Regions from separate parts of the Homo sapiens genome. Here region 1 is linked to region 2. A link is a loop called in an ENCODE intact Hi-C map of the cell type or tissue named here. Cell type or tissue: OCI-LY7. All regions are shown on one strand. Each heading gives the region's core, and the rest is flanking DNA. Links, peaks and the distances in the headings are about the cores only. Region 1 overlaps VSTM4 (V-set and transmembrane domain containing 4). Region 2 holds the start of FAM170B (family with sequence similarity 170 member B).

What was found. Peaks named below come from ENCODE experiments on the same cell type or tissue, not always from the same donor. Only the 100,000 strongest peaks of a DNase experiment are listed, where the experiment ranks them.
Region 1: it touches region 2 in a loop (4-fold over the local background); 2 of 110 quality-filtered maps call a loop at or near these places.

What each region holds. Positions count from the first base shown.
Region 1 is chr10:49,043,932-49,060,447 of GRCh38, forward strand. It overlaps VSTM4 (V-set and transmembrane domain containing 4), which reads right to left. Exons shown (of 8, transcript NM_001031746.5): 6 at 4,547-4,653; 7 at 3,052-3,113. Among named protein-coding and RNA genes, the nearest start is that of VSTM4, 63 kb to the right of the region's middle. RefSeq lists enhancers at 9,487-9,586, 9,597-9,706 and a silencer at 12,986-13,172. In OCI-LY7, for the core only: no CTCF peak of the experiment used is centred there; DNase peaks (open chromatin) are centred at 9,360 and 9,710; H3K4me3 peaks cover 2,380 bases; H3K27ac peaks cover 2,743 bases.
Region 2 is chr10:49,125,880-49,142,395 of GRCh38, forward strand. It overlaps FAM170B (family with sequence similarity 170 member B), which reads right to left and starts at 8,142. Exons shown (of 2, transcript NM_001164484.2): 1 at 7,928-8,142; 2 at 5,275-6,473. The coding sequence starts at 8,039. The coding sequence ends at 5,734. FAM170B-AS1 (FAM170B antisense RNA 1) reads left to right here. Exons shown (of 6, transcript NR_038973.1): 2 at 9,777-10,202; 3 at 15,374-15,488. In OCI-LY7, for the core only: CTCF peaks have their summits at 6,652 and 10,201; DNase peaks (open chromatin) are centred at 8,622 and 10,202; H3K4me3 peaks cover 2,465 bases; H3K27ac peaks cover 3,098 bases.

The DNA.
Region 1 (16,516 bases), core at 4,981-12,980, 82 kb before region 2:
CTTTTGTCAAGTGCACATTTAAACCTTCTGTCCATTTTTTGGTAGTGCTGTCTTTTTACTTCTTATTGATTGGCAGGTGTTCATATGTTCTAGATAAGAAACCTTTGTCAGGTCAGCCAGGTGCAGTGGCTCATGCCTGTAATCCCAACACTTTTGGACGCCGAGGTGGAAGGAACACTTGAGGCCATGAGCTCGAAACCAACCTGGACAGCATGGTGAAACCCCAACTCTACTAAAAATACAAAAACTAACCTAGCATAGTGGCATGCACCTGTAATACCCGCTACTTGAGAGGCTGAGGCACAAGAATAACTTGAACCAGGGAGGTGGAGGCTGCAGTGAGCCGAGGTAGTACCACTGCATTCCAGCTTGGGTGACAGAACAAGACTCTGCCTCAGAAAAGAAAGAAGAAAGAAAAGAAAAGAAAATTAATGACAAGAAAAGAAGGAAGGAAGGAGAGAGAGAGAAAGAAAAAGAAAGAGAGAAAGAAAGAAAAAGAAAAGAAGGAAGGAAGGAGAGAAAGAAAGAAAGAAAAAGAAAGAAAGAAGAGAAAAAATTAAAGAAAAGAAGGAAGGAAGGAGAAAAAGAAAGAAAGAAAAAGAAAGAAAGAAAGGAAGAAAGGAAGGAAGGAAGGAAAAATTAAAGAAAAGAAAAAGGAGGGAGAGAGGGAGGGAAACCTTTGGCAGATATATGCATAGAGATATGTCCTGCCAGTCTGCAGCTTGCCTTTTCATTATTTTAACTGTATCTTTAAACAGAATAGAAGTTCTAAATGTTAATACAACCCAGATTTCTTTATCCATTCCTTCATGTTGGTGCTTTATGTGTCTCGTTTAAAAACATCTTTGTCTACTCTGAAATTAGGAAGAAATGCTACCTTCGGGAAGCTTTACTTTGTACCATTCATACTTATGTCTATGATCCATCTCCTGTTAACTTTTGTGTGTGGTGTAGAGAAGGGGCTATAGATCTTTTTTTCATATGGATATCCAAAAAACCCGTCACCAAACATTGAAAAGATAATCTCTTTTTCACTGCACTGCAATGTCACTGTTGTCATAAATCAAATGACAATCCTATGCAGTTATGTTTGGGGCTCTTTATTCTGTTCCTTTGTCTACTTGTCTGCCCTTGTATTAATACCCCATTGTATTACTTACACTTGCTTTAATGTAGATGTCGAGAATTGGCATATAAATCCTCCACCTTGCACTCCGCCCTCAAGATTGTCTTGGCATACACACCTTAGAATAGCTTTGACAGTCTTTCTTTCTCTCTCTCTCTCTCTCTCTCATGCACACACACACAACTAACTGCTGAATAATATTAACAACAAAATAAATAATTATGTAGTTAAAAACTAAAAAATAAATATCCACGGATCCATACTGATATCAAGGAATTAGTGAACAATAAACAAATGAAAAAAGGGGGCCATTTTCCTTATAGAAGAATTCCAAATAATACATCTAGAAAGATTAAGGGAAATAGAAAATCACCCTTAGTGCACCATAGTAAAATCTGCTGCAAGCAAAATCTACTGATGAATGCAAGATTAGTGGGCAAAAGTTCAAGGAAAAACAAGATATTTGCAAGCCTTAACATATCTCCCCTAAGATTTTTATTAATTACTGTGGTGGGTTTAACATATCCACAAATTCATGACATGCCTCCCTTCTGGAGGTGGAGCTCAACTCTCCTCACCTTGAATGTGAATTGGACTCAGGGACTGGCCTCTAACAAATAGAGTCTGGAAAGGAGAAAATAGTAACTTCAAAGTAAAGAAACCTGGCAGACACCACCTTAACCACGTGATTGAGATGAGCATCACCATTAACAAGATATATTGTCGTCATGTGCCCCGATACCATGCAATGAGAAGGGAGTTCCACCTCTGTGCTCTTTGTCCCCCAAATCCGTAACCCCATGATATGGTTTGGCTCTGTGTCTCCACCCAAATGTTATCTCAAATTGTAAACCCCAGGTGTCAAGGGAGGGAAGTGATTGGGTTAGGGGGTGGTTTCCTCCCCGCTGTTCTCATGACAAGCGAGTGAGTTCTCATGAAATCTGATGGTTTTATAAATGGTAGTTTTTCCTGTGCTCACACACACCCTCTCTCGCCTGCCTCCATGTAAGATGTGCCTGCTTCCCCTTCCACCATGACTGTAAGTTTCCTGAGGACTCCCAAACCATGAGGAACTGTGAGTCAATTAAAGCTCTTTATAAACCTGTTTACAAATTACCCAGTCTTGGGTAGTATCTTTATAGCAGTGTGAGAACTGACTAATACACCCCATTTCTAATGCTCAGAAAACCTCAGAGAGTACCAAATTGAGGGACATTCTAAAAAATCACTGGCCACTACTCTTCAAAAGTGTCAAGGCCAAGAAAGAAAAAGAAAGCCTGCAAATCTGTCTTGGATTGTTGGAAAGCAAGGAGATGTAACAACTAAATGCAATGTGAGATCCTGGATTTGGATCCTGCACCAGAAAAGGAACATTAGCAGGTAGACCAAAATCTGGTTAAGCCCGAAGTGTAGTTAATAGCAATGAACCGATGTTAATTTCTTAGTTTGACACATGTACCATGACTATGTAAGAAACCAACACTAAGAGAAGGTGGATGAAGGTACATGGGACCACTCTGTGCCAGCTTTACAACTTTTCTGTAAATCTAAAATTGTTCAAAATCAAAAGCTATGACATATTTTCTGGAAAACATGTGCAGCAGTATCTTTGGAGTAATTATCAGGTAAAGGTATGCAAGCAGGTCCACTTTCTATTTTATAAATTTCTGAGTATGGCTTTTCTCCCGTTTGAAACAGAGCATCTATAATATAAACTATTTGGATTTTTAAAGAGTTACTCTGGGAACTAAGTATGGAGAAAGGCTGACTCAAAAGCTGGCATCTGAGAATAGAGAATGTTTTTGTTTGGGGACAAAAGTTTCTAAAACTTTCTGTATGTTTTGAGTTAATAAAGGCACTGTTTTGGAATCTGAGTTGTGTCTGAGGCTTAAGGTATGATAGGAATACAGAAGACGGTTACTTACCAGCGTGACTTTTCTCTGTGGTTTCAGCAGCTTCGGTTTATGGAACGTGGGGGCTATCGGAGCTGTGGAAGTAGGTCAAGGGTTTAGCTTGCAGTTCCTCCCAGAACACTTAGTGGCCACACATTATGAGCATCAGGGACATATTCTGAGAGGTCTCATACCCCTTCCTGGTCCCATGGAAGAACTTTCTGATCTAGGTGTCAGCAAGTGCCCCTCGGCGGGCGTGATCCTCCCCTAGTCTTTGAACGTTTTGTCGTCTCCCTCAGCAAGGTCAACAAAACAACTCTGCATAAAACTCTGCCAGCTACATGGATGTCAGGTGTGCAGGTGTGAACCAGATGCACCCAGTGAAGGCTGAAGCTGGGACCTTCCCTGGGAGACTCCGTCCTACCCACACACTAGCGCTGATCACAATGACTCTTGAACCTCACAGCAGCCCTGTGAGGTCATCAGGGAGGGTCTTATTGTCCCCACTTAACAGAAAAAGAAAGTGAGGCCCTTCCCACGGTGTCATGTCACTAATCTTGAACCATTTAGGATTTGAACTTGGCATTGAAAGTCAGGCTCTACCACGTACCTAAGTCTCACTTTCAACTTTAGTAAGGGTGGGTAATATCTACTGTGGAATGAACGACATCGAGCAGTATGATGCCTGGCCCAGGCAGGCGTTCTCTACTCCCTTCCCTCCCAGGTCCATGCTTTTCATCCCCCTGCAGTACAACCACACCCTCCAGCCCTCTTTCCACTCCATGTGTGCTCAGCCTCACCAACAGGCTTCCCCACAGGGCTTGATGTGTCCCTAGGGGAAGCATGCAAAGCCCGCAGTTGAGGAATAGAATTGTTCATTTGGGCAACCCTTGTATTCCCCCAACTACATTTCAAATTTGCTAAGGTATGAATATCTCCTAAATTGACCAGTTATTTTAGGAACTATCTATAGTCAGTCTTGGTTCTCCTAATACTCTCGCAGTTCTTTCCTCCAGAAACACCTATCTTCCTCACTTACATTGCTCTAAATCATAACTGGAATCACAGGATAGCCGTCATTTTATACCCAGAGCAACTGTGAAATAAATTTCACACCTGGTTGACATCTTTAAAAATTCAGAGAGCTTTTCTTCCCTTGAATGAACCAAGAAGACTTCCTCATCCCAACCCACCACCCCACCTCATGTGTGGCATGTTTTAATAGTACAAAGTGAAACATAATCTGGAATCATCTGTGGATGTTGATCTTCCCCCTGCTAAAGCTATGCTAGGCCCTTGCTTCCTCCTCCAACTCCACCCCCAACCCAAGTACTGGGCTAACGGCTGAGGTGGTTGAGCACCAGTTATGCCCAGAATCTAGGTGGGGGTCCAGACTACATAATCATTAAATGTCATGTCATATTCCCCATCTGCCTACGCTCCCTGTCATAATCCAACATGGAACCCCAGACCCACAGGGATCAATAATGATAGTTTCCAGGTAAGAAACTGCAGGCCAGCTCCTTACCTTTGGCAGGGACTGCGGGAGGAATGTCAGGCTTCTCCTTCTGCCTCTTGCCCTTCTTGGGCTGTAGTGGGGCCAAGCTGGTCACGCTAGTGACAGTCTCCCCTGAGCTGTAGAAGAAAAAGTTTCCAGTGAAACCAAAGGCAGATTTGTTGCAAAAGAGAAAGGAAAAAAAAAAACCCACAATAGCTTCCAATAGTTTCTGAGTGCTCCCTGTGTACCTGTGTAAGGGAAGGTTATCATATGGGTAGACTGGAAACACTCTGTGCTCATCTCCAGGGAGGTCTGGAAGTCTGGTACTGATCTTTGGCCAAGATAAGAAGGATGAGTTGAGCCAGTTGGTGATTTATAATGAATGTGCTGTTTACAGTCCCAAATTCCTTGGAGGGACCCAGCGTTAGCTTGTGTACATTGCCTAGGGATGCATGGGTTGATGGTTGACACCTGGTTTAACTGATTACACATTTTGGCTTGGCTACATCACCAGTGGGGTATTATTTATGCCACTAGAAGTTTCTGCTTCAGCTCCCTAAAACCAAGGTTCCTTGCACACACCTCTGTGGTTCATAATCCAAAGGCAAACATCTCCCCATCACCTGGGAAAGGGTTCTGGGGAGCTGCACCTGGATGTGTCTGGGGTCCCCTGTGACTGCCGGAGCTTTCTTCTCTTGCTGCACCTTTACCTTTAGGACAGGTGAAGGGAGCTCACCTTGAGGAGCGCTGGGAGTGTTTCCAACTACCTTGACCCTGTGTAATTACTGCAGTATCAGCTTCTTAATATGTGTTAGCCATAAGCCAAAGGGACGGGAAGATAAGCCTTTTACATTACAGGTAAGAAGGCCAAGGCTTAAATAGGCTACATGATTGCTCTAAGTGACATTGTTGGTAAGCAGCAAATAGGAAAGCTGCAAACATACACTGCTCCGATATGAAACTTGTTCTCGGTGCTACTCATGGGCTGGAGTTCGCAAACTTTCTTGAATGACCATTCATCTTCTTGCAAATGCTTCCTATTCGCTCCAGTAATCCAGAGGGAAGTACCTTTTATAATCTCTTGTCCGCAGGCACATGTCCCAGCTAGGTAAGTCCAGGTCTCAAGAGAGGCTATCTCGCTAATACATACAGAATTTCTAGAAATCCATAAAAATATGACCCAATCATCAAAATAAAAGAAGGTTGGAAACAGGCAGTTTTTACACATAAGGAAAGACTCATTTACACATGAAAACATGCTAAAGCTCCCTCAGGACAGAGGAATTCCAGTTAAAGTATACTGACTTCTTTTTTTTTTTTTCCAAATCAAAATGGCTGCAGTCAAATGTGAGGCAAAGCACTATTGGTAGGGGTGCAGGGAATCTGGCACTCAAAAGTATTGCTGGCAGCAGCGTGATCTTTCCTGATGGAGAATGATTTCGTAACATCTATCAAAATTACAGGCGCTTAGACTCTTTGACCTGGCAATTTCATTTCCAGGAATTCGTTCTATGGATATCCTTGCACATGTAGGAAATGTTGTGTGCATAAGATCAGTTATTACAGCACTGTTTATAATAGCTATGGATTAGAGACAGCTCATCTTCCATCAGCAGGGACTAGTTGAGTAGATTATGGTGAATCCGTGCATAGGGTCATCTGTATAAAGACGAAGAAGCTACGTGTGTCCTGATAAGGAAAGATGCATTGCTAAGTGGAAAAGCTAGGTGTTGGACAATGTATAAAATGTGCCACTTTTACATAAAAATAAGGGGAAATAAGAATATATATTAGCATTTGCTTACACATACATAAAGAAGCTCCAGAAATATTCACAAGAATTTAAAAATAGTGGTTCCCTAGAATGGGGGTGCTAAGGAACTAAACAGATGTGAGACAGGACAGGGAGAATCATTACTGGATATGTTTATAATTAAATGCAAATAAATATACACATGGGTAATAAGAGATAGGCTATTCTAATAATAGTCCTAGATATATAAAAATAAGTAAAAACTGAATCACACGTTGTGGGATAAATTCCAAGAATACAGTTCCCACTGAGATTCCCCAAAGATGCCTTATTTTTATTGGGAACGGAGATTCTAACTGGTCATAGCTTTAGAGTACAGGGTCAATTGTGTAAATTCACAAATAGCCAAAAAGAATGTGAATTTACAAAACTTTGACCAACAATAGCAAACAAGGGATCCTAAATTCTCAGAATTGTTTACATATACAACCACATGTTCAGCTTCATTCTGTAGTTTTATAAACTCTTGAAATGCCTATTTCTTATTTCCAATATAAAATAATGCATGCTCGTGTTTAAAAAGGGTAATTACAGGCATGGAAACCAAAGAAAATAACACTGTCATAACCAAAACACAATCTTCATAAATATTTTCACTCTTTTTCCTCTTCCTTGCTTTTGCTTTTAAACAGACTTTATTTTTTAGAGAAGTTTTACATTCACAGAAACATTGAGTGGAAGATAGATTTCCCTTATAGCCCCCACCTCCACACATGCACAGCCTCCCCCATGATCAACATCCTGCACTAGAGTAGGGCATTTGCTACAACTGAGGAACCGACATTAGACATCAGTATCCCTCAAAGTCCACAGGTCACCTTAGGGTTCACTCTTGATGTACAGTATATTCTATGGGTTTGGACAAATTTATACTGGCATGAACCCAGCATCATAGCATCATACAGAGTAGTTTCACTCCCAAGTATCCTCTGTGCTCTGCCTATTCATCCCTCCCTCTACCCTAACCCTTGGCAACCAGCGATCTTTTAACGTCTCCACAGTTTTGTCTTTTCCAGGATGTCACAGAGTTGGAATGATACAATATATAGCCTTTTCAGATTGGCCTCTTTCACTTAGCAATATGCAATTACCCTTCCTCCGTGACTTCTCATGGCTTGACAGCTCATTTCTTTTTTTTTTTTTTTTTTCTTTTTTGAGACAGTCTCTCTTTGTTGCCCAGGCTGGAGTGCAATGGCACGATGTCAGCTCACTGCAACCTCCGCCTCCCGGGTTCAAGCGATTCTCCTGCCTCAGCCTCCCGAGTACCGGGGATTACAGGTGCCTGCCACCATGCCCAGCTAATTTTTGTATTTTTAGTAGAGAGGGGGTTTCACCATGTTGGTCAGGCTAGTCTTGAACTCCTGACCTCAGGTGATCCACCCGCCTTGGCCTCCCAAAGTGCTGGGATTACAGGCATGAGCCACTGCTCCCAGCCTGATAGCTCATTTCTTTTGGGCACTGAGTAATATTCTGTCATCTGGATGTACCACAGTTTATGCATTCACCTGCTGAAAGGCATCTCAGCTGCTTCTAATTTTTAGCAATTATGAAAAAAGCTGCTATAAACATCCATGTGCAGTTTTTTTGTGTGTAGATACAAATTTTCAACCCTTCCTTGTTCATATATAGTGTTTTTTAAATCATATTATATTATAATTTTGTATTCTTAATTTACTTAATCTAAATTTTTCATATTTATATTCTCATACTATTCCAGTGAGGAAATAAGCCGATGTTTACTTAGCCATTTCCCTAACATCTAAAGATCTCATTTCTTTCTCAGTTTAATATAGAAATGACACTGCTAAAAATGTATTTGTGCATAATGGTTTTTTATTCTTAGACTTTCATTTTGGGGTTGAATTTCTAAAGCTGGAATTACCAGGTCATGGAAAAGGACCATTTTCAAGGCTATTTAATACTTACTGTCAAAATGATTTTTGACAAGTTAGTACTACACCACAGCTATGCCACTCAACAAATGAGAATACCTACGTCACCCTCCTTAACACCACTTGTCAATTTTTTTAAAATGACTCATTTAATGAAGAAAAAGCTGATTCCTTTTTGATTTGCATTTCTCTGATTTCTAGTGATAATGGACACTTCCCATGTTTGTCTAAGGAGTTTTCTCATTTATGATGGAAGGATAGCTCCTTCTCTTGATTTAGGATTTTTTTTTTTTTTGGATCTTGATTTAGGATTTTCTTGATTTCTGCTCTTGATTTAGGATCTTGAGCTTTTCTTACAGGTTTGCAAGCAACTTTTACACCATTTGGACATATTTATTGAAAAATATTTTTCCCAATTCCCTTTGAATTCTGGCTTTTTGTTCCATGCAGTTTTTTAATTTGTTTTTGCTAAAATCTTTTGACATTTTCCTTTCTTCTTTTGCCTCAAAACTTGGGTAGTCTCCCCAACTGCACCTTGCACGGTGTAGAATCAAATAATATTTCCACTTCCTATTCTCTTTTTGGATTTTTTTTAACTGTTTAATATAAAATGGAAGTTTCTGGAACATCATTTTTGTGCACTTATAACATTATGTTCAGGGATTTCCTTAAGGTGGAGAACACCTGCTTTGTCATCATAATTTTCCTTCAAAACAGTAAAACTGCACTAAATTTAATTTTAATTCATATTTCGACAATTTGATCTCATTTAGACAATGAATCACCACATTGACATAGGATAGACACTCTCTCAGAATCTTGTTTCTCCCCTTGAGCCAGCAGGACTGGTCGGAATATTTGGCAAGGAAAGTCCACCTTATGATTAACTTACAAGAAAAGTTATTCGACATCTCAGGTTGGAACAGGGCTATATTTTGTCTCTGACACAACAGAGCAAGCCTTGTTGGAGTGAGTCAAACCAAGAAAGACAGAAAACAGGCCCGCCCGGAAACTCCCTCTAAATTAGAGAGCTGTTTGATTAGAGAGAAGTGCTATTTGTGGGAGCTCATTGTGGAGCAAGGCTATTTTTCTGCCTCCAACAAGGGCAGGCAGGATGTCGCACGTGCAGAGGCCTTGCTGTAAGATGTACCAGGTTCCGGCCTGGCCACCTGCCAGAAGGAGCTTCTGTCCCACAAAGGCTTGGCAGTTTTGCTCCATGACACACAGCGGCTGGATTGAGTGAACAGGTGCTGAACAGGGGTCAAAAGGCCACTAAAGCTGATTCTACTTTGACCAGAGAGGTGACCCTGGGCAAGTCACTTACTTCCCCGGGCTTCCACCCACCAATCTGTAAAAGGGGAGGTGTATGTTGGCTATCTCTCTTGCAAAGTTATGAGGGTCAGATGAGAGAGCATAGCCTAAATTAGATGGGGTGTGAAACAGCTAAATAGCAACTGACCCTAGTCTCCAGGGTACAGGTGCAGTGTAGACGTTTCATGGTACTACCCAGGGAGGATGATGTTGCCACTTGGGTATTTCATGGTGCCCTTGTTTCAGCCCAGTGAGTAGGGCTGCAAGTTTCAACTTAGACATTGATCAGAAAGTCTTCCTGCCCAGGATATTACAGCATGACATCCCCTTGACAGCTGCCCTCCCACTAATAGAGCAGTGCTGGAAAGCACCGCTGCAGGACAGACCAGGCAGGTCATGAGAGAGGCTGCATTCCTGAGCGATGGGCAGCCACTCCAGAACACCAGGCAAAGCAGCCAACCTAGATTTTGCAAGGTATTGAACAAATTCTGAGCAACCATATTTTTCAGAAACTAAAGTTAACAACAGTAACAGCTATGTTTGTGTCCATCCTATGCAAGGCACTGTGGAAAGAGCTTGGTATCCGTGACCTCTGGCCCTCCTTGTTGCAAAAATGGGGCCTCAGAGAGATCAGGTCCTTCTCAAAAGTCACCAGCTGAGAAGGGGACATGGGACTTGATCCATGTTGGCCTGCTTCCTCTGGCCCTGAAGCAAGGACCCAGGACCCAGCCCAGATAACAGATAACAAGAACACTGGAACAGGAACAAGGTCAATAGAGCCAGAGCCACAGTGGCTACTCCCAGTTTAAACCATCTCCCTGAAGAGAAGTACCAGAAGGAGACATTAACATTCTACTGCATTTCAAGTCTGATTTAGATTCAGCGTGGGGAACCCACAGCACTGTTGCAGCTGCTCAAACTCCTGCCCCAAAGGGAGGAGGAGAGGCCAACCCAGGTAGTGGGGTCTTGGGGACTGAGGGTGTGGCTGGTGCCTAAGACCCAGGGCCATCCTGAGAAGGAAGCGCAGAGGAGGAAGGGGGCATGTGCCTGGAAATCGTCTGGAACAAGTGATGTCAGCTGCCAAAATGAAGGTGGGCATGGTGGGCTAGCCAGCTGGGAATTTTGTGCCTCTAGCACTAAGAGTATTTGGGAGCAGAAGGCGGGGAGCAGTTTATGCAGGAGGAACAGCATAAACTGAGCTGATTCCACCAAAAAACATAATTATAACTAAGAAGCATGCACCCAGCCACACTCTGCTTTCAAAACTAAATGTGAGGTCAAAGCAACTTGTGCTGAACCACAGTGCATGTGGCATCAGGAGTCCTCACCCCTGCCTTTAATGTCCCTGGGCCATCAAATGGTCCTTCTAATATAGTCTCTCTCTGGGATGTGCAGGAGGTGCAGCGAACTGTGTGAGCCAAGGGACTTTCACAAATCCAGCCATCTCAAAGATGCTGGGTGCTTCCTCTGGCCCAGGGCGATCTTTGCACCCGGACATACGAATTACAAATCAAAACACTTCTTTGAGGTCTGTTCAATCTTATTCCTTCTTGAATGAGTAGATGCCCCTCCTCCTGGGCACAAAGCTGTCTGTCACACTCCAAAGGGATGTATTGTGGTCTGAACTGGGACACCTAGGGATGTCAAATGCTTTCGTCAAGCCAAAGATCCCCATTCAGAAACCCTTAGTGCATGGAGCTAATGGAGCTGTGTTGGCTCCAGTCCTCCCAACATCCTTCCAGGCCCCCTGAGCTCTTCTTGCTCCACACATCTTTGAAAGGTGTCGCTTCAGCTGATTATTTTACTTCCAGAAACGTCCATGTATTTCCTGTCTTCCTGCCTATCTTGGTTCTGACAAGAAAGATGTCTGACACAGATGGAGGGAGGGATCCATCCGTTTCTTTCCAAGCAGCTCTATGGCCTCCTTCCAAGATTTCACACAGCACACTCGCCACCCCATAACCCCATGCCCAGAACATTATGTGCAGAATCTTGAAGGAGGGGCATTGGTCTCCACAACTATGGTGGCAATTCGTTGCCATCTTTTAAAGTAAAATGAATAATAGTAACAACTGTAGATACCCCTTCTCCCCAAGGTCAGCTGCCATTGATAAAGGCCAAGAACTCATGCAAACAGGGGGAGTTTCCTAATGTCTTGCCTTAGGCTTTTTGAACTTGCTCCAGCAGCTTTCCCTGCCACTGAAACACACAAAGTCAATTGGTTCCATATGCCAGGAGCTGCTTAAAAGTTGCAGAACTTCACTTTCAAGATGGATGAATGGTGCCACCCACTCACAGGGACCCTTTGAAATGATTCTTTTCCATTAAGTGGGTGACATGAGCCAACCACATAGAATTGTGTCTAGTGCACAGTAAGTGCCTACAGGGAGTCACCTATCATGACCTTACTGGCAGTATTATCCATAATTATTACCACAGAAAATGCTCTCCGAGTCCTTGAATCGGAAGCAGGACAAGGCAGTATTCTCTACAACCCAAGTGAGTGCCTATGCACCCAGAAAGGATGCCAGACCCTTGCGGGTTGCAAAGCTGTGCTCTCTGCTGCATCTGCTCCATGACATTTCTGCATGCATCCTCTGCACAGCATTAGAATAAATGCTACTCCTTTGTGAGGTATTTGCCAAGCCATCTCCCTGTCCACAGTGCCCCCATGACCTTTACAATAAATGGTTTACATCACCCAAGAAGCTCATCCTTAGAGCCACAAGAAGCTCCTGCAGCCGCGAGGGAAGCTCTTCCTTTGTATTTCCCTGCTGGCTTCATGAAGTCCACAGCAGAGACTTTGCCAGGCTGGCGTTTTTGTTTGTGCTAACATTTTTTTACACTAGCTGGTGAGATCAGGAGATACTTTAGTGGTGCTCCACAGGGTCGCAGGCTTGGCTCCTAGTAATAATGGCAGGGAGAGGTGACTCCTCAGCATCTGCTCAGCCAGGGGTAAGGCTGTATTTGGGTGGGAGACCCCACTCCCTGTTCAGCTTCAGTCCATGCTGGAGGCTGCTCCACTAACTGCCGGGTTGTGCCTGCTGGTTAGGAAGAGAGATGACTCATTCACAAAGGCCATGGATGGATGCATGTGGGCTGACCCCTGCTGGCACCTGTCCCTGCCCAGGGGAGCCTGCCTGGCCTGGGTTCTCATCACCACCTAGACACAGCACTTCCCAGAGAAGGGCAGGGGCTGGAAGCCACCACCCTGATGACCCTGTGTCCCTCTGGCTAGAGCTGCCCTGAGACCTGCCCACTGTAGCATCCCTAGTTAAGTGAGCTGCAAGATTCCTCCCTGGACAAGACATTCTGAGCCGTCTTTTCTGTCACCTGGTATATTAGTTCATTTGTGTTGCTATAAAGGAATATCTGAGACTGGGTAATTTATCAAGAAAAGAGGTTTATATTGGCTCATGGTTCTGCAAGCTGTACAGGAAGCACGGTGCTGGCATCTGCTTCTGGGCCTCTGGTGAGGGCCTCAGAAGCTTCCAGTCATGGCGGAAGGTAAAGGAGGGGCCCGCATATCATCCGGCGAGAGGGGGGCAAGAGAAAGACGGAGGAGGGGCCAGGCTCTTTTAAACAACTAGATCTCGTGTGAATTCATCAGGTGAGAGAACTCATTCATTACAAGGACAGACCAAGCCATTCATGAGGGATCTGCCCCCATGACCCAAACACGTCCCACCAAGACTACCTCCAACACTGGAAACTACATTTCCACATCAGATTTGAAGGGAACAAACATCCAAGCCATAACCTGGATTCAGAAGGTTTGTAAATGACAGAGGGCTAGTCATTGGTCTAATCATTGGCAGTTTCATCCATGCTCTTAGTCTGAGGAAACCAACTGTGCCTTGCAGAGTTTTTCTGAGAATAAGACATAAATCCAGTAAAGAGCTGGGCTGCACCAGTCTACGACCACTGTTCTCTCATTGAATTCCTATGGAAACCCTTAGCGACAGGGACAACAGGCAAGTCTGTGCCTGCTGTGGAGGATGAAACATTCCCAGAAAGGCTGAGTAAGTGGCCCAAGTTCACAAAGCTGCCAAGTGGCACAACTCTACCTGACACTGAAGCTGTCGGAATCCAGGTGCATATTCTTTATGCCAGGAACCACCCCCATCTCACAGGCCTGCCCTCCCCACTCCCACCCCTGCCTGGAGGGCTGTGGAAGAAGGACACTGGGCCTGAGTGCTTGGATGCGGTGGGGACATGACAAGGTAGTAATGACCGTGGGAGCATGGGAGGGAGGTGGCCAGGGAGACCCCGTCCCTGCGTCTACTGCCCCCATCCTCACCACCTTGCTTGCTCAGGTGGATGTGGGCAGAGGGAGGGCACAAGCATGCATGTGAGTTAAAATCCAAGCAAACAACAGTGAGAAATGGCTGGGGCACAGCATAAGTCTGTTTAGAGTTCTGGTGTTCTTTGAGACTGAGGGTTCACTCAGGAGGAGAATGACCTGACTCTGACATGTGTCCCAGAAAAGCCCCTGAAAGAACTGATTAATCTGACCCTACAACTGATCACAGTAAAGCCTGTTCATTTTGGTGAGGTTTGCTTTTGCAAATAGATGCCTCTAATGAGAGGCCATTGGACCTCTCGAAGTCAGGGGGCTGCAATGTCTCTGCAGCCATCCTCAGCTTCCATATCTATACCCTGCCGCTTCTCCTTCCATTGCCTTGACTTTCTGTACCATTCATTGCTGCATTATAACTTCCCTCATTGGCAAGTACTTTATTATCTCAATCCCGTAAGTAGAGATGAAGCAAAAGGCCAGGAGACATCCTGGCTGGGCATTAGCTTTGTGGTGCCCCTTCAGTCCTCCTCACAACTTTCCTTGCCCTGCAGGAAAGAAGGCATCTGGATCCATTGGAGAGTCATTGCAGAATGGACTGCATCACAGCTCTGTGCAACTGGGGGGATTTCGTTTTCACTCCGGGTTTCCAGGAATTTTGGAGCAATTTTATATCCTCCAGCTGAGCTGCTCTCAGGGCTGTCCTCCCTGGGAAGGGCACATTGAACCTCACAGATCCCTGAGACGCTTACTCAGGCCCTGCTCTCTGCTCTGCATCCTCAGAGCATTCTGCCCTGGGAAAGGAACAGTCTCCCACTCCTGAAGGTCAGGGCCACCCCTCCAAGAGACAGCAATTTACAACCTCAGGGACAATAAACATTCAAGATGAGATTTATTTTCCTTCCGTTTGAACTTTTCTTAGCAAGTCATGGAATTCCCTTGAGTCTCCAGGTTCTGGCCCAGTTACTTGGCAAGGCCCCTCATTCAGTGACCGCAGCCTCAGAGCCAGCACATGGTCTCTTCCGGAGGCCCTTCCCCTCCCCTGCCTGAGGGTTTCCAACCCAGGCATCTTCTCCTGACCCTGTGCTTTTTGTCTGTTCCCCCTTAGGAAGAAATGGTCAGAAGCCAGAGAAGGGCATTCTTCTTGATCACAGCTTAAGACCCAGGGCCCCATTTGCCCATGGCAGCAGCACAGAGCAGGCAGACAGATGAGGGTGCTGGGACCTGGGAGCTACTGGCACAACAGGGACGGGAGGAACTGCCTGGGCTACAGAGGCAGAGCACAATTCAGGCCAAAGCCAGGCATAAAGGCAAGAATTGACCAATTCACTAGCACTGGCGGCCAGTCTGGGCTGCACTAAGTCAAACAGGCTTGAGGTTCTAATCGGGAAAATGAATGCAAAGTTGGCCAGGAGCTGACTACCAGGTTTATGGGTCAAGGCCTGGCCCTAGCAGGGTCCTGGGATGGAGGTAGAGTAAATGCAGGCTTTCTAGAGGCAAATCTGTGGGTTGACCCAACAGGAGACTGCTCATAGGGAGAACTGCCACTCAGACACCCAACCAACCTGACAGTGCCCAGCATGGCTGGCAGAGAAGGAGGCAGCCTTTCAACAAGATTCTGCGGTCATCTTGACCTCATTTATCCCAGGGCTGAGGGGAGATCAAACTCTAATGTCCACCAGGCTGGAATGACATCCTTGCTGTACTTCCAGCCTCAGTCAGCCCCAGTTCAGAATGAGGAAACTGTAAGGGAAAAAAGAGGGGCCCCAGTAGCCAGAGGCTGCTTGCTAGACACAAAAGGCCAGACAAAAACATCACAGAAAGCAAATCCTGAGCATGTTGGCGGGCTGATCATCCACAGCTCTGACAATCTCCAGCCATTACCCAAGTCTGAAATGCCAGAATCACCCTAGTCTTGGGGGCCTTATTGGGACATATGCTTGAAAAAAGAAACAAATGGTTTTATTGAAGCATAGTTGACGTACCATAAAATGTACTGATCACAGGTGTATAATTCAATAGCTTTTAGATTCATGCATCACTACAATACAGTTTTAAAACATTTCTATCACCCCCAAAGGTTCCATCTTGTATTTTTATAGTTAATCCCCACTCCCACCCTCAGCTGTAGGAAACCACTAATCCCCTTTCTGTCTCCATAAATGTACCTTTTCTAGGCATTTTATCCAAATGGAATCATATGATATGTAATTTTTTGTATCTGGCTTTTTCCACTTACTATTGTTGGGGCTCATCCATGCTTTGGTCCATACCCAGTGTGTTCCTTTTTATTACTAAGTGGTACCTCACTGGGTGGATATATTCATTTTGTTTTCCAATTCACAAGTTGATGGATACATCTAGATTGTCTCTGGTTTCTGGTTATCATGAACACAGCAGCTATGAACAACTGCATATATGTTTTCATGAGATATATGCTTTCAGTTCTCTTGGATAGATTCCTATGAGCGGAATTGCTGGGTCATAGGGTAACTTAAAGGTTTTAAGAAACCATCAAGTTGTTTTCCCAAGTGGTGGCACAATTTTATATTCCCACCAGCAATGTACAAAGATCCAATTTCTCCACATCTTTGCCAGAAATTGCTATTGTCTGTCTTTTGAGTTATAGCCATTGTAATGGGGGTATAGTGATATCACCTGTGGTTTTAATTTGCACTTCCCTAGTA
Region 2 (16,516 bases), core at 5,430-13,429:
TCAATTTTGGCTTTTGTTGCCATTGCTTTGGTGTTTTAGACATGAAGTCCTTGCCCATGCCTATGTCCTGAATGGTAATGCCTAGGTTTTCTTCTAGGGTTTGTATGGTTTTAGGTCTAACACGTAAGTCTTTAATCCATCTTGAATTAATTTTTGCATAAGGTGTAAGGAAGGGATCCAGTTTCAGCTTTCTACATATGGCTAGCCAGTTTTCCCAGCACCATTTATTAAATAGGGAATCCTTTCCCCACTGCTTGTCTTTCTCAGGTTTGTCAAAGATCAGATAGTTGTAGATATGTGGCGTTATTTCTGAGGGCTCTGTTCTGTTCCATTGATCTATATCTCTGTTTTGGTACCAGTACCATGCTGTTTTGGTTACTGTAGCCTTGTAGTATAGTTTGAAGTCAGGTAGTGTGATGCCTCCAGCTTTGTTCTTTTGGCTTAGGATTGACTTGGCAATGCAGGCTCTTTTTTGGTTCCATATGAACTTTAAAGTAGTTTTTTCCAATTCTGTGAAGAAAGTTATTGGTAGCTTGATGGGGATGGCATTGAATCTATAAATTACCTTGGGCAGTATGGCCATTTTCACAATATTGATTCTTCCTACCCATGAGCATGGAATGTTCTTCCATTTGTTTGTATCCTCTTTTATTTCCTTGAGCAGTGGTTTGTAGTTCTCCTTGAAGAGGTCCTTCATGTCCCTTGTAAGTTGGATTCCTAGGTATTTTATTCTCTTTGAAGCAATTGTGAATGGGAGTTCACTCATGATTTGGCTCTCTGTTTGTCTGTTATTGGTGTATAAGAATGCTTGTGATTTTTGTACATTGATTTTGTATCCTGAGACTTTGCTGAAGTTGCTTATCAGCTTAAGGAGATTTTGGGCTGAGACGATGGGGTTTTCTAGATATACAATCATGTCATCTGCAAACAAAGACAATTTGACTCCCTCTCTTCCTAATTGAATACCCTTTATTTCCTTCTCCTGCCTAATTGCCCTGGCCAGAACTTCCAACACTATGTTGAATAGGCATGGTGAGAGAAGGCATCCCTGTCTTGTGCCAGTTTTCAATGGGAATGCTTCCAGTTTTTGCCCATTCAGTATGATATTGGCTGTGGGTTTGTCATAGATAGCTCTTATTATTTTGAGATATGTCCCATCAATACCTAATTTATTTAGAGTTTTTAGCATGAAGAGTTGTTGAATTTTGTCAAAGGCCTTTTCTGCATCTATTGAGATAATCACGTGGTTTTTGTCTTTGGTTCTGTTTATATGCTTGATTACATTTATTGATTTGCGTATATTGAACCAGCCTAGCATCCCAGGGATGAAGCCCACTTGATCATGGTGGATAAGCTTTTTGATGTGCTGCTGGATTCGGTTTGCCAGTATTTTATTGAGGATTTTTGCATCAATGTTCATCAAGGATATTGGTCTAAAATTCTCTTTTTTGGTTGTGTCTCTGCCCGGCTTTGGTATCAGGATGATGCTGGCCTCATAAAATGAGTTAGGGAGGATTCCCTCTTTTTCTATTGATTGGAATAGTTTCAGAAGGAATGGTACCAGTTCCTCCTTGTACCTCTGGTAGAATTCGGCTGTGAATCCATCTGGTCCTGGACTCTTTTTGGTTGGTAAGCTATTGATTATTGCCACAATTTCAGAGCCTGTTATTGGTCTATTCAGAGATTCAACTTCTTCCTGGTTTAGTCTTGGGAGGGTGTATTTGTCGAGGAATTTATCCATTTCTTCTAGATTTTCTAGTTTATTTGAGTAGAGGTGTTTGTAGTATTCTCTGATGGTAGTTTGTATTTCTGTAGGATCTGTGGTGATATTCCCTTTGTTGTGGGGTTGGGGGAGGGGGGAGGGATAGCTTTAGGAAATATACCTAATGCTAAATGATGAGTTAATGGGTGCAGCACACCAGCATGGCACATGTATACATATGTAACTAACCTGCACATTGTGCACATGTACCCTAAAACTTAAAGTATAATAATAATAAAATTAAAAAATAAATAAATAAAAATAAAAATAAAACTATTCTCCTCATTAGTACTCACTATTTCTGGCTCAGGAGACTCTCCTTCCCTTACAGTGTCCCTTGGACTTTACCTGCCTATGAAGCCCCCACAAACACCAGATAGCTCTTCCGAGAAGAGTTTCATAAAACTGGGGCTGTTTTTACTTCCTGCTGATCCTCAAGCTCCTTTCACACCAAATTCAAAAGGTTTGTGGCCTCTGCTGCACCTTTAGAAGGCTGTTAAGTTATCATCCCCACCTCTGATGCCTTTTCTAAGATGACCTCATGGCTTCCTGCTGCACTTGCACCAGCAGAAGGAATGCATCCCACATGAAGCCCATGGAAAGCACCATGGCCACAGCTCACCACATACAGGCAGATGATCTCTCTTCTGAGCTCCACACCCTTACGAGTAGCACCCTTCTGAATGTTTCTGTCTCAAGCTCAGCTTGTTCAAAGGTGGGTTTATCAGCATCCCAAGCAAACCTTCTCCTTCTCTATTGTCTGCAAATGGCTCCGACATTTTGCCACCCAGAAAAAAACCCTAGCAGTCATTCTGGATTCCTTCCTCTCACCATCCTCATCACACACTAGCCACACTTTATGGTTCAATCTTCTAAATTTCCCCTGAATTCACCCTGCCACCCACACTTTAGCTGAACCCCTTGTCACCAACGATGCTGGCTGTCATCCACTCTTGACCCTTTTCGCCAGAGTGATCTTCACAAACGCAAATCTGACTTCAGATTTCTCCAGAGCTCCTTGTAGTTTTCAGGATGGATGGTCAAGTTCCCTAATTTTGACCCCAAAGCCCTATGTGACTAACTGCCCATCTGCATGCAACAAGGAGCTCGGAGCCGCCCTTTTCAAGGCCGGTTTCTCCATGTCAGCTCAGCCCCCTCTCTCCTGCTTGGCTCCTCTCCTTAGATTTCCCCATTTTTCCACCTTATCTGTCTCTTCCTTTCTATTGGATCATTTCCATTGGCATAAACTTGGTCTCTCTGCCATCTTTGTCCAGCTACAACCATTGTTGCTTTCCTTTCTAATCATACTTGCCTGCAGAGATGTCCAATGCTTACCTCCAGCAGTTTGCTTCATGTCTGCTGCTGAACATTGCCCGTCTGACCTCTGCCCTTCCCAGCTGCTGAGACTGCTCTCCTCAGAACTGTCAGCAACCTCGTGCATCAAATGAAATGCGCTGTGTCCTCAGCTCACTCCAACTCTCCTTAGCATTCGACACTGCTCACCACTCCTGAAAATTATCTTTTCTTATTTTTGTTGACTTTGAAGAAAATTCCTAAGAAATGCTCCTCACTCCATTCCTCCCTACTTCACAGGGCTCACCCTAACTCTACCCCAGCACCCTAGTTAGTGTCATCCATCCACTGTTGTGGTTTTTCAATATGGTACCATTTATTTGCAGTTAACTTTCTCATTTACATTTCCAATCTAGACTTATCTTCTAAATAACATGAACTTCCCACTCAACATCTCTGCTCAAATGTGCCATTGGCATTTAGAACTGACCATGTCTCAACTCACCTCTGTCACCTGCCTCCCAGCACTTATGCCTGTATGTCTACGTGCAGACACATGCTGATATGCATGTCCAACACAGACATGCATGCTCACACACAAACACTGGCACACACACACTCATATGGAAATCACCCTCCAAATTTCCCCATATCAGTTAATGCACAGCCACCCACATTTGCTCCTCCTAGGAACTTGGGAATCCACCATGACAAACCCCTTTCTTCTACCCCCACCTGCACCCTTCCCCAAGGCCTTTGGATTCTATTCCCCAAATAAGTCTTGAAGGCATCCATTCTTCTCCTTCTTGGCTTGGGATAGCCTGGTCCAAGTCACCACCATTCCTGGCCTGGACTTCCTCAACAGCCTCCTAATTGATCTCTCCACTTCTCATCTTCTTCTTTTGCTGCTATCCCAATCCATATCCCACACACTGTGGAGTGAGCTTTTTAAAATACAAATCTGATCATGTCACTTCTTAAAACCATCCACACTTAGAATAAGGCATATGCTAAGGCAGCGTGATTGGGAAAGGACCCTCTGAAAAAGAGATATTTAAGCTGCAACCTCAAAGATGAGCAAGGGGACAGCCAGAAGAGACACAGACAAGGGTGCGTTCTACTTGGGGAAGACAGCAAGGGCAAAGGCCCTGAAGCAGAAACACTTGAATCCTTTAAGGAAAGAAAGGGGCCCATGTGGTTGGAGCATGGTGAGTGAGGCACAGAATGCTAAGACATGGTGTGGAGAAAGTAGCAAAGGCCCGGCCACACAGGACCCTTTAGGTCATGAAATGGGAACTTTCATAATTATTTTACATGCATGCCCTCAGGCTATAAGCTCCACAGAGCAGCATCCATGTTTGCCTTTTTCCCTTTGTTCACTTATTCCCCATGTCCACTTCAATGTCTGGCACATCTTTATAAATTATATGAGAGACAAATACCCCCAGCATTCCAGCCAGATGAAGTAGCTAGCAATTCCCCAAATGTATCATGTCTGTTTCTTCTCCTCACAGCCTTGTTCCTGTCTAGCTCAGTGATTCTCAACCAGGGGTGATTTTGTCCCTAGGGAACATCTGTTAATTTCTGAAGACATTTGTGATTTTCACAACTGTGGGGCAGGGGATGCTGCTGGAATCGGATGGGTAGAGGCCAGGGATGCCAGTAAACATCTTGCAGCAGACAGGACAGCCCCCGCGGCAAATAATTAGCATGCAGGGTCAACAGTGCTGGTTGAGGAACCCTGGTCTAGCTTTTCCTTTAAGCCCCCGGGAGCATCATCTTTTTTGGAAAGTTCTTTATCCTGATCAAACAGCTTGAACTTGGGGCCCCTCATCTAGGCTCCCCAAACCTCCTTGATGTCATTCATCCCCTTGCCTTGCAATTGCCCATTCTAACTGTCTCTCACTGGAAGCAACAGAGGCTGGACTATGTCTTCCATCAGCATCTCAAACACACAGTGGTCCACAATTAATTTTTCTTGAATGAACACAGCCCCCTGAGACAGGGAGAAGGATGAAGATGAATTTCATGGCACCATTTAAAAATGTATAGTTGACATAGATGAACTCATAGGTCAGAAGGACATCCCCAGCCTCCTGCTCTACCTTGAGAAGCTGCCTGTCTCCAGGTGTTTCTGCTAGTTTGTAACCTATGGAAATGGCAACTTCCCATGTGTCCAATATGACAGCATGGTTCACTCAGTTAGTCACTGCATTCAATTTTGTGTTATTCAAGTTTAATCCCAATAACATAAGACATAGAACTAGGGCATATGACAGATTTGTAATAGTGAAAAAAATAGGGCTGGAGAGTAATTTGCAGTTGGCTGTCCTGTGACCCACATATACTTAGCAAGTGTGGACCTGCCTGATCCACCGGCAAAAATAGAAATCCCTCTGGCCATGCGTTTGTGGGTTTCAGATGTTGTGCCTGCCATCAGAAACACTCAAAGCCCTCTCGTTTGGGTTTTGAAATGGACTCTGGTGGAGATGCTGTGCCTAGGGCAGGAAGGGGGTTCCTTCCAGTCTCCTGGCCCTCCTTGCTCTACACTCCATGCCTTTCCTTCCCCCTGACCCTGGTCCTCTCTCCCTGCCCTAGTGGCTCTGATACTGCTGGCTGGGGAAGGAGCAGTCCCAGGCCCTGGAGGTGAGGGCAGGGTTGGGTATCTCCCCTCTGGCTCACTGCTTCTCCTGCTGCTGTGCTGAGAGCACCTCACCCTGGGGCCGGGAACATTCGCTGTTGTCTGAAGGACTCTGCTCCTCCTCCAGCTGTTGGTCATGTGCTTGGCCCTGAGCCCGCCTTCTCTCCAGCATCTCCTCAAAAAAGATCTGACAGCTGAAGCCCTCCCGGATGCCATGCTGGGCGTGCTCCAGCAGAGCGTCCAGGGAGGGCAAGACCCTGCAGCAGGCCACGCAGCGCACCCCGTAGTTGGTGGTGACCAGCCAGTCCGGCGGCTCCCGCAGCTCCTGCAGGCAGCACTCCAGCAGGTCTATGTCCTCGGGCTCGGGGCTGCAGTTGCTCTTGCAGGCTTCCAGGTCCCAGCGCATATCGGTGTTGGAAGCCATTTCGAAGGAGGAGCCGTTCCACCTCTGCCTCTTGATGAACTGGGCTTCATGGATGCGGGGCTTCCTGGTGACCGGCTCGAAGCCGGCCTCCGTCTCCCAGGCCACAGCCACACCCCGCACAGTCTGCACGTGCGTGTAGAAGGCACACACACTCTGCGGAGCAGCATTGTCCTCATCGCACATGCAGGAGCAGCACGACTGGTACTGGGAGTAGGACTGGTACTCGGAGGACTCTGAGGATGGGGAGCTGCTCCAGTCCCGCATCCCCCGGTCCCTGGCAGCGAAGTAGAGGCCCTCCTCCCGGGGAATGGCAGGCCCCGGCCGTGGGGACGACCCTTCTCTCTGTATAGTCCCTGAGAAGCAGAAGGACATTGTCATCAGTGCCCTTTAAGGGATCAATGCCACATCTACCTTCAGGAGCCGCAGACTCTGAAAGGGTACAGGCTCTGGGAGCTCTTGAGCAAACACCGCCCCCTCTGCCCATTTCCTGAAAAAATGAAGATGGTGATAATGCCTGCTTCATAGGGTGTGGTAATGATTGAATAATGTATGAATGCAATCACCAAATCCTTGACTCAACTGAGAAAGACCATTAAATGGTGAATAACAGAGTTATATACACATTAGGGATATGATGATAAGGATCAAATAATGTATTAGAGTAATCACCAAGCAAAAGACCATCAACTGGGGAATAGGTAAGCTGACTGAGGTGTATCCATATGATGCAACCTGTTAAATCCATGAACCACTGAGACGTGCAACAATACGGATGAATCCTGAATGCATTATGCTAAATAAAAGAAGCCAATTAAAAAGGCCATGTAGTCATAAGAGAATGTGAACAAAAAAAAAAAAGAGTCCATGTCGTATATGATTTTATTCAGATGACATTCTAGAAAAGGCAAATTTTTAGCAACAGAGAACAGCTCAGTGGTTGCCCAGAGCTGGGGACGGGGTGAGAGGAGACTGGTCATAATAAGGCACAAGGGGACTTTTAGGGGTTTTGAAAAATCTTCTTTATCATGACTGTGTTGGTGGTTCCACAAATGTACATGTGTCAAACTTCTTTAAATTGTGCATTTAAAATTGCTGAAGTCTGTGTGCATAAAAGACACCTCAGTAAAGCCCATTTAAAAAACAACACATGCAAAGTGCCTTGGCCAAGCCACCCAGACCCACCATCCTCTTCAACATTTGTGACCTGTCTTCACCTTCCCGAGGGGGCATCTCACTATCTCCTTCAACACTTACTGTGTCCCTCTTGCCATGGAAGTGCTTGCCAAGTTTAATATTCAAAACAACCCTAAGAAATTATATTGTTAGGATTCCCATTCAACAGAGTAGGAAAGAGAGGCATGGAGTTTGAATGAGTGGTGGAGCCATTGGGCCCCCAGAGCTGGTGTGACACTTAGGTGCTGCCCACAGACACGTCCCCGCGGTCTTCAAATTGATGTTCTAGATTAACTTTCATCATTTTGTTATAAAGGAATTTTTTATTTCACTGCTGAAATCACAGGATGGACGTGTTGTTTTCTCAAATACACATTAAAATAAATACATAATTATAAACATTTTACATTTTCATTCTCATATCCCCTGAAAACACCTTATATACTCATAACAGCCTCAGTCACACCAAGTGTCCCATAAATATCAATTTCCTTTCCCTCCACATCTATGTTTATGGTCAACACAACCATTTGGTAACAGTATCAGGAGGCAACCTGGCACTGTCCCTTCCCATCAGGGCTTCCTTCCCAGGGAGCACAGCTGGCTGACCTTCCAGGCCTTTCTTTTCACCTACCTGGCCAGAACACTTCCACACTCTCCTCAGTGGACTCAGGGCTGGTCAAGCTGAGGGTGGTCCCATCGGTGGGTGACTGTTCTCCCCTGTGATCTGTGAAGTAGCATTTCATGATTTGAAATGAGTGCCCAGGGTGTCGGTGCTCCAGCTGTTCAGTGAGAGTTGGCTGGGGCTGTACTGAAGGCCTCCAGCTGGCCCCAGCCAGAGTGGACACTGAGCTCCCCATGGTCGCTAAGATCCTAGCTCTACTGTGTGACCTCATCGATGGCACTGGTCTGTTCTGTGACCCATGGCGAGGGCAGAGGCTGAGGCTGGATACCAGGAGAGGCTTCCCAACATGTTCTCATTTCCCCATGGGAACTCCTTTTCTGTCTTGTGTATTATCATGGACACACAGAAACACAAAACACACATACTCTTAACTCCTTAGACACACATAAAAACACAAACACATAAACACAGAGACACTTGTATACACTTAAGCATGCATGGAACCGCTGTCTTAGTCCATCTGTGTGGCTTACAAAGGGATACCTGAGGTTGGGTAATTTATAAAAGAAAGAAGTGTATTGGGCTCATGTTTCTGCAGCCTGTACACAAAGCATAGTGCCAGCATCTGCTTCTGGTGAGGGCCTTAGGAAGCTTCCATTCTCAGCAAATGGGGAAGGGGAGCAGGTGTGTTTAGATCACATGGGTAAGAGAGGAAGGAAGAAAGAGTGGAGGAAGTGACAGGCTCTTTTCAACACTCAGTTCTCACAGAACTAAGAGTGAGAACTCTTTACCACGAGGGTGGCACTGAGCCCTTCATGAGGGATTTGTCCCCGTCACCCAAACACCTCCCTCTACGCCCACCTCTCACATTGGATATCAAATTTCAACATGAGATTTGAAGGGGACACATGTCCATACTATGTCACTCACACACAAAGAAACGCATACATGATCACTCAGACACACATATACGCTGGAACACATATGGCACACACAGTAACATAAACATATGTACGTGTGTTCACATAGACACATAACATGCTCACACATACAAATTCACACACATATTTACTTAACCACACACACATACATGCACACAAATTCATGCCAGATTAATTAACCATACATAGGCTCACATACATACAGTCAGCAGCCAACATAAAATGACCCTGCTTCCCAGTGTGGAAAATCTCTCCTTCTCTCCCCCATCTTACGTCCCCACGCTGACCCTGTTTAGCTCCTCAACCCTCCACAACCCCACCCCACCCCTCCCCTCCCCTCTCCTCTACTCACTCCCTTGCTCAGTTCCTGTGACTCCAGACACTTCACTGCTCCCGGACATGCCCGGCATCCTCCCCTCACGGGCTCTGGGCTCTCGCACTTGCTCTTCCTTGTGCCTGTTCCAGGCTTTCCCCTAGGTTCCTGTGTGGCTCTCTCTCCTTCCGGTCTCCTCTGAAACATCACCTGGTCAGAGGAGCCTGCCTGGCACCCCCAGGAAAAGAGCTTTCTTTGGCCCTACAACTCTCTGTCACCTTACCCTGCTTTATTTTTCCATGATAGCATTTACCACCCTAGGCTGTATATAATGTCTGTGTGTGTATCTCATGGGTTTACCTGTATCTGTCTTCTCCTCCTTAGATGTAAGCTTAGGCAGGTAGGGACTTCCTTCGTTCCATCCACCTCATTATATCTCTAGTGTCTAGATCAATGTTTTACATATTAACAAGCACTCAGGAAATAATGAGTAAATAGCTGATGAACACGTTGGGCTGAAAAAGGCGTTACTCCCTCTGGGAGCTGCCTCCTCTGTGCTCCCTGGATCTCTGCAGTTCCAGGGTGGTTGGTTCTCTCCCACTAGGACTCTGGGAGTTGCCTCTTCCTTCTCCATTTGCACAAACCACGCTTCAGCCTCAATCAGCCTGATAAAATGTTCACCTGCCATCTCTCTGCTCTGCAACACGCTGGCACTTCACTCATTTCCTCCAACAAGCTTCTTACCACTTCCCTCTGTGGCTAATCTCTTCCCACCCTTGGTCAGTCTCATCAACTCTATTCCTTTGAATCCCAAATACTAAACAGTTCAGATAGGTGATGGATTGAAAATAATCCCAATATTCCACAAGCAACATCAACATCCCCCACACACCCAGCACCGAGGAATACCCTCCTCTCTAGAATGTGAGGCCACTGTGTGGAGGAAGACACCACGGTGCTCTACTGAGCCATGAAAGTCACGCCTGACCTAAACAGAAGACTACGTCCCCTGGCTAAAAGAGGAAATAGTGTAAGTGCACCCTTTTTTAACAAATAAATACAAAGACTTGCCTTACAAAAACAAGAGGGGGCAGCCAGCACAGAAAATAAGTAGGTCATTGGGGGATGGAAGGCAGTTCAGAGAGAGATGACATCATGGAGAATTGTTAAGCGGCAAAGTAAACAGCAAGTCTGGGAGGAAAGGAGACTCAGCCAACAAATTATGCTGAAAAATTATATTCGCTATTTTTTTGAATCAACTTTGGTCTCACTTCATGTAAAACAATTAAGAATATTTTCATAATGGTTCAGAGCTTACGCTTTAATGAAAAATGTGTAGAAAGAAAATATGTTAACATTTGTAATTACAAGGTGCTTTTTCTCAACTTAAACAATATTAGTCTTCGCAAGCATTGAGAAACTTTGTCATCTTTTCTAATTTCACTGCTTTAAAAAACTCACTGTTTCAATTTGCATTCCTCTGCTTTTCAGTGGAACTGGAAAAAAAAGCAAATGAGCAAGCAGTTTCCAGGGGAAGAAATGCAGAGGGATGATAAATATATGAGAAGATGTTGAGTCCTACTGTAATAAGGGAGCTACAACTTAAAAATGTGTAGTATACAGTATAGCACTTTTCACCCATGAGATAGGTAAGAGTTAAAAAGATGGACAATACCCAGTGCTGGTGAGGACGTAAGGAAATGAACACTTTTATTCTCTGTTGGAACAGTGTACCTTAACTTTCTCAAAAAGTTTGGTGGTACCCATTAGAATTAAAAGTGGGCAGGCACTTCCTAAGCAGTTTACTATCATCTCTTTCCTAGGGAACAGCCACATTACATGATATGTGCATAAAATAGCACCTAGAGAAATATTTATTGCAGCATTGTGTATAATAGAAATAAAGACAGGAGACTTTCCTAAGATCCATCAAAATAAAGAAACTACAACATAATCAAACTGTGGAATACTACACCACGATAAAAAGAAAGAGATCTATACATACTGATAAGTGAATTCATGTTAAATGAAAACACAAGATACAAGGAATAGATAGATGACCCCACCTATGTAAAAATCAAACATACTCCCTCAAAAGCACTGACCAAATTCTATATTGTCTATGTATCAAAAGGCACAGAGGAGATCTGAAAATAATCACACCCAAGAGAAAACAGTGTTGACCTCAAGAAAGAGGAAAAAGATTAGGTGGGGCTGTGTGAGACCAAATTTTCCAAAGATGGCCAAACCAATCTATATCACAACCCACATGCTCTTCTGATAACACGACAGCGTCCTTCTTCCTGAACTGGGGTGGATTTTGTAACTGCCTCAATCAACAGAATGCACAGGAGTGATGTTTTGTGACTGTCAGTGCCAGATCATAAAAGATGTGACTTCCTCCTGGTTCTGTCTCCCTTCTCCTTTGGACTCAGCCACTATGTTGTGAGGAAGCCTAGGCCACATGGAGAGGCCACATAGATGTGTTCCAGGCAGCAGCCCCAGCAAAGGTCTCAATCAACCACCATATGTGTGAGTGAAGGAACCTTCAGATAATTTTGCTTCCCAGACTTCAAGTCTTTCAGCTGGGGTCCAAGACATCACAAGGCAGAGACAAGCCCTCCTGGAATTCCCCACCCACCGTGAGCATAAGAAAACTGTGAGCATAAGAAAAGGTGTTTTACACACTAGTTTCTGGGGCAATTTGTTACAGGGCATGGTAATTCAATGGACTTTGATTTTCCCTTGTAATATTTAAATATGTTCTAGTGAGCTAGTTCGTTAACCAGCATCTGTGCTCTGTGCTTCTTCCTGGCCCAGTCAGGGAAACCTGGGGGCCAGGTGAGCCCTGTGGTTTTCCCAGGACAACTTGGGAGGATGGTTCCCATTCTTACCCCATAGGAAACAACTTACTAGATTGCAATGTTTATATACGGTTGCTTTTGTAAAGGCAAAAGCTTTACAATTTGGGATCCAAACGATGTTTTCCAAAGTCCCTTGAGTCGGGTCTTTCTTTACCCAGAATCTATATACGTTCTTCCTAATCCTCTCAAAAATTATACACTGTGAACCCTCCTTAGAGATAGGGAGCTTGGCACTTCAGAGGGGTTTGATGAACCTTGGGTGGGAAAGCTGGGAGAGAAGTGGCTTCCATCTCACGCCTGGGGGCAGGGCTGCATGGCCAGGTTGCTCTGATGTTTCCTATGGGCTACTTCCCTGGGGCTAGTTTGGAGTGAAGCCCCTCAGATGGTGAGCGATTGTCCTCCTCACTCACATGGCCTCTGGCTGTTTCCGTCTATGGGAAGAGCCTCTGCCCCAGCCGCTCTGCTTGCTCCATGCAGATGTTCAGCTGAGACCACCCACAAAGGGCTCCCACCCATCCCCCTGCCACTCTCCAGTGGGTTTTCCAGCCCTGCCAGGAACCTCTGCGCCTCACTGCTGCAGCCAGCAGGGCTGGTGTGCAAACCCCCAAAAGGACCAACGCAGCACTTTCTTGGAGCTCTGACGCCTGGCCAGCTCATTGCACACATTGCATGCGAGCCCTAAACCTCATCCAAGAGGCCTGGAATATTTTCTACTCTTAACTTTTCTTCCAAAACCTACTCTTCCCAGCCTCTGTTTTTCCCAGCTGAGGAGGCTAACAGGAAATAAAGTGGCCACAGCCACAGCAGGAAGCAGAGAGGCCATGTCTCTCTTCACTTCTAATTCCAGAGCTTGGCTTGCGCCCCAATCTGGGCTGTGGGGAGAATCACATCATTCATTCTGGGGTCCATGGGAGTCCAGAAATAATCTGTCCATTTGGCCAAGGGGTGGTGCTTCGGTCTTAATCATGGCATTTCTGTGGCTAGAGCCACTGTGTAAAGGTGTTGCAAACGGGCAATGATCCTGCTCTTCTCTCCACACCGAAAGTGGGGCCCCTCTAAGGGGGCAGGTGCCTTGCCACCCTCCCAAAGTTATCCTATTATCAGATTTAACACCCGAGGGCAGGGGAGAAGTGGGAAGCTGCCCGGATGCTGCGCAGCAGGTTTGCATGGAGTGGGGTTGGTGGTGTTCAGAGTGGGAATTTTTCCCAGTGAAGGTCAGTCCTCAGGGCTTAGGGATGACCTCATTGTGTGCTTGGGCTGCAGAGAAAGTGCCAAAAGCTATCAGACAAACTGAGAAGTGGGGTAGGGAAGTACTATCTTTTGGGTTTATTTTCTGTTGCTTCTTGTAACTATTTTAAAAGAAGTGAGTCAGTGGACCACAGAAGGCTCAGCTCAGCCACAGGGAAATGTAATCCGGAGGACTCTTCTTCAGCTCCCCCAAGCAAATAGGAAAGGGAGTTTTGCTTTTGTTTTTCTTTAGACATAATAACAGGCTGCTCCTTTGGTGGGTTTGTTTGGCGCTGTCTCGGGTTTTGGCCTTCACCTCAGAGTGCCCACACAAATAGCCAAGGCCTTCCCTCTCATCAGGGAACCAGGAGGGGGCTGGTCCCTGGGGCTGGGTCCTCAGTCATGGCATGGCTGTGCTCCAGGCCCCAGAGCCCCACCTGGCCTGGAGCCTGCTGCATTTTGCTCAGCTCTGGCCCAGCAGGGCTGTGAATGTTCAACAAGGTTGTGGGATGCAGAAGTGTCTTCTTCCAACACACGCTTCCTTGGAAGGGCAGCTTCAGCTGAGAGGAAAGACTCCTTGCTGGATGCCATGCACGTGACCCAGGATCCCAGGATCCCACAGGATCCCAGCACTGGCCACATCCTGTGTATGTTCTTGGAGAGCCATGGTGGGAGCTCTAGGGAAAGGGGTCTTCTCTCTCTCTATGTCCAAAATGGGCTGGCCACAGGCCACGCTGGACACAGCCCTCAGGAGCCATTCCTGTCTTCTACTGGGCCAGCTTTCCTGCAGCATGGCACAGCTCTGACTTGGAGGGTGAGACTCGGGGACTCAGAGGCCGACAGTGAGTCACCTTGATGTCTAAGTGTGTGAGGGTGAGAACCCAGGACCCAGAGGCTGACAGTGAGTCACCTTGACGTCAAAGTGTGCTGTGCTTGATTCCATGTTCCTTTTAGCCCACATCCAAGACTAATGGATGTCTGTGGCTGGAAAGCAGAAAATATGTTCACAGAAAACTCCTGAGCAGAGCTGGGATGACTTATTTTAATCCCCACAATTGGAATAGCTATTTCAAAGGCATGGCTGAAGATGCTTCTTCCCAGCCTGTCCTGCAGAGAGATGATGCAGTTGTTTAATGGATAATCCCAGTGTCCTGAGGAGGCCAGCAACTGTCCCTTCTCCCGCACAGCACCCAAAGTCTTGAATGGATCCCTGGCCCTCCTGGAATAAAGTATGCATAGGGTGGAGAACTTCTGGGAAGGTTGGATCAGGCCATGTCAAATTCCCACAGGAAAATTCCCAAGAAAGGCCCCAGGCCAAGGCTTAGCAGCCAGAGGGGAAGCAGTCCATTCAGTCATGCCCCCCTGCAGTGCAGTGAGACTGGCTGGACATTGGCTGGGACATTGGTTTCCAACACCCCATCTGCCATCCCCACCACACCTCCCCACCCCCAACATTACAAACACACACACACACACACACCACACCCCAGGCCTGTGAGATTTGCTCTAGTTCTGTGAGCTTTGCTCTAATATGGAGGACTGGTTCAAACAATCCTCCACTGCTCCAAGTGCCAGCATGTTCACGTGACTATCTCACAGAGGCAATAACTTTAGTGGGGCAGAACTGAGATCTGGCACATCCACAGCACAACAGGGAGTGGCTAGAGATGGCCGAGCAGTGTGGCTCCCACCTGACCAGCAAGCACCATGACCATCCATGTCTGGGGAGGAAAGAGACCCGCCAGCCATAGTGTGAAACAGGCAGTCAGCTGGGGCTCCCTTCTAAGGAAAAGGCAGCTCTCCTCAGAAGCCGTCCCAAATCCACCCTGGCTCTCAGGAATTCAACAAATATGACAAAGATGAGAAGGGAGAAAGTATGAATTATTTTTTGCAAGACAAGACTATAAGCATCTGCATATTTAAATTTTGATTCATGTCTTTGAAACAATTTCCTGTTTTGAAGATAACTCAGCAAATACATTCTTACTTTATTGGAAACAGCATTTATTAAGCTATTTATGTAGCACAAATTCACAGGTCATGATACATTACGGTAAAATATCACCAAACAAGCCAAAAGGTTATTTTTTTCTATTGTTTTCTGCCTTAGTGAAAGCGGTGTAAATGGCTCTTATCTGAACCACAATGAATTCACATATTCAAGTTGGCTTCTTCGGAAATTTCAGGCCACAAATGGCAGTGATGCGACCAGGAGCAGTAACACGGTAGGTTCCACCACCCAACCCACAGCAAATTAAATCTATCACAATAAAGCCAAACCAAGAAAATTAAAAGGCAAAATAGCAGCAACTGGAAACTGATCTCTCAAGACCTCATTGATGAGCTTCTGGAAACAAAGCCTACTTCCCCCACGTTGCAAGGCCTGTCTCCACAGGAGATGTGTGTTGGAGAGCTTGGCTGCGTGGTGTGAGCACCAGATGTCTTAGCAGGACCCCAAAGTTCAATCCTCGGGAAGCCTGGGACTATTTTAAAATATAAGTGCCAAACATTTGGAATCAAACTAAGTCAGATTACCAATGTGTAGCCCTCAGTCACATGTAAAAAATGAAAGTCAATATAACCAGTATAACCTTTCCTCCACAAGAATGGCATAGTGACTTGCATTTTTAATGAGTTTATGGCCAAGAGGGGCATCTAGTAGTGTGCTGGGGCCAGCTGGTACTGGCTAATGAGAACCAGTTGTTAAATCTTTCAAGAACTTTGAAGCCAGTTGTTAAACACAGCCATCATCAACATTAAAAATAGTATAAACTTATAATTAAATAAATTATATTAAACATGAAAGTAATAAATACTCAAACACTCCACATCCTAATTATTTTACTACATTTTAAGACACAGTGGCAGCTTGTTAGAGGGCTTGGTGGGAGTATTTACACCATGGTAATAAGCAAAGGCTAAAACCAGGGGCTTCCCCCTCCCCGGCCAGGAGCAAGTGGTTGAATATTTACCATCACACTACTGGGGGTTCCCATAGGAGATGACCTGAGCTAACAGTGTGGCCGTGAATATAAACTCTCAAGCAACCTGTTCCCCAATAATGCTAACTTTCTAGAACAGTTCCCATTATATGGGCTGCATTTTAATTGGTCAGGGAAATGCTCAGAACCCTCCCACCTGCACAGGAGTCTGTCGTCCAAAAGACCACCAGGATCACTAAATAGTGAAAAGGAGATCCTTATTGGTGATAGCAGTTGGGGAACTGTAAAGAGACAGTCTCTGGCAAGTACCA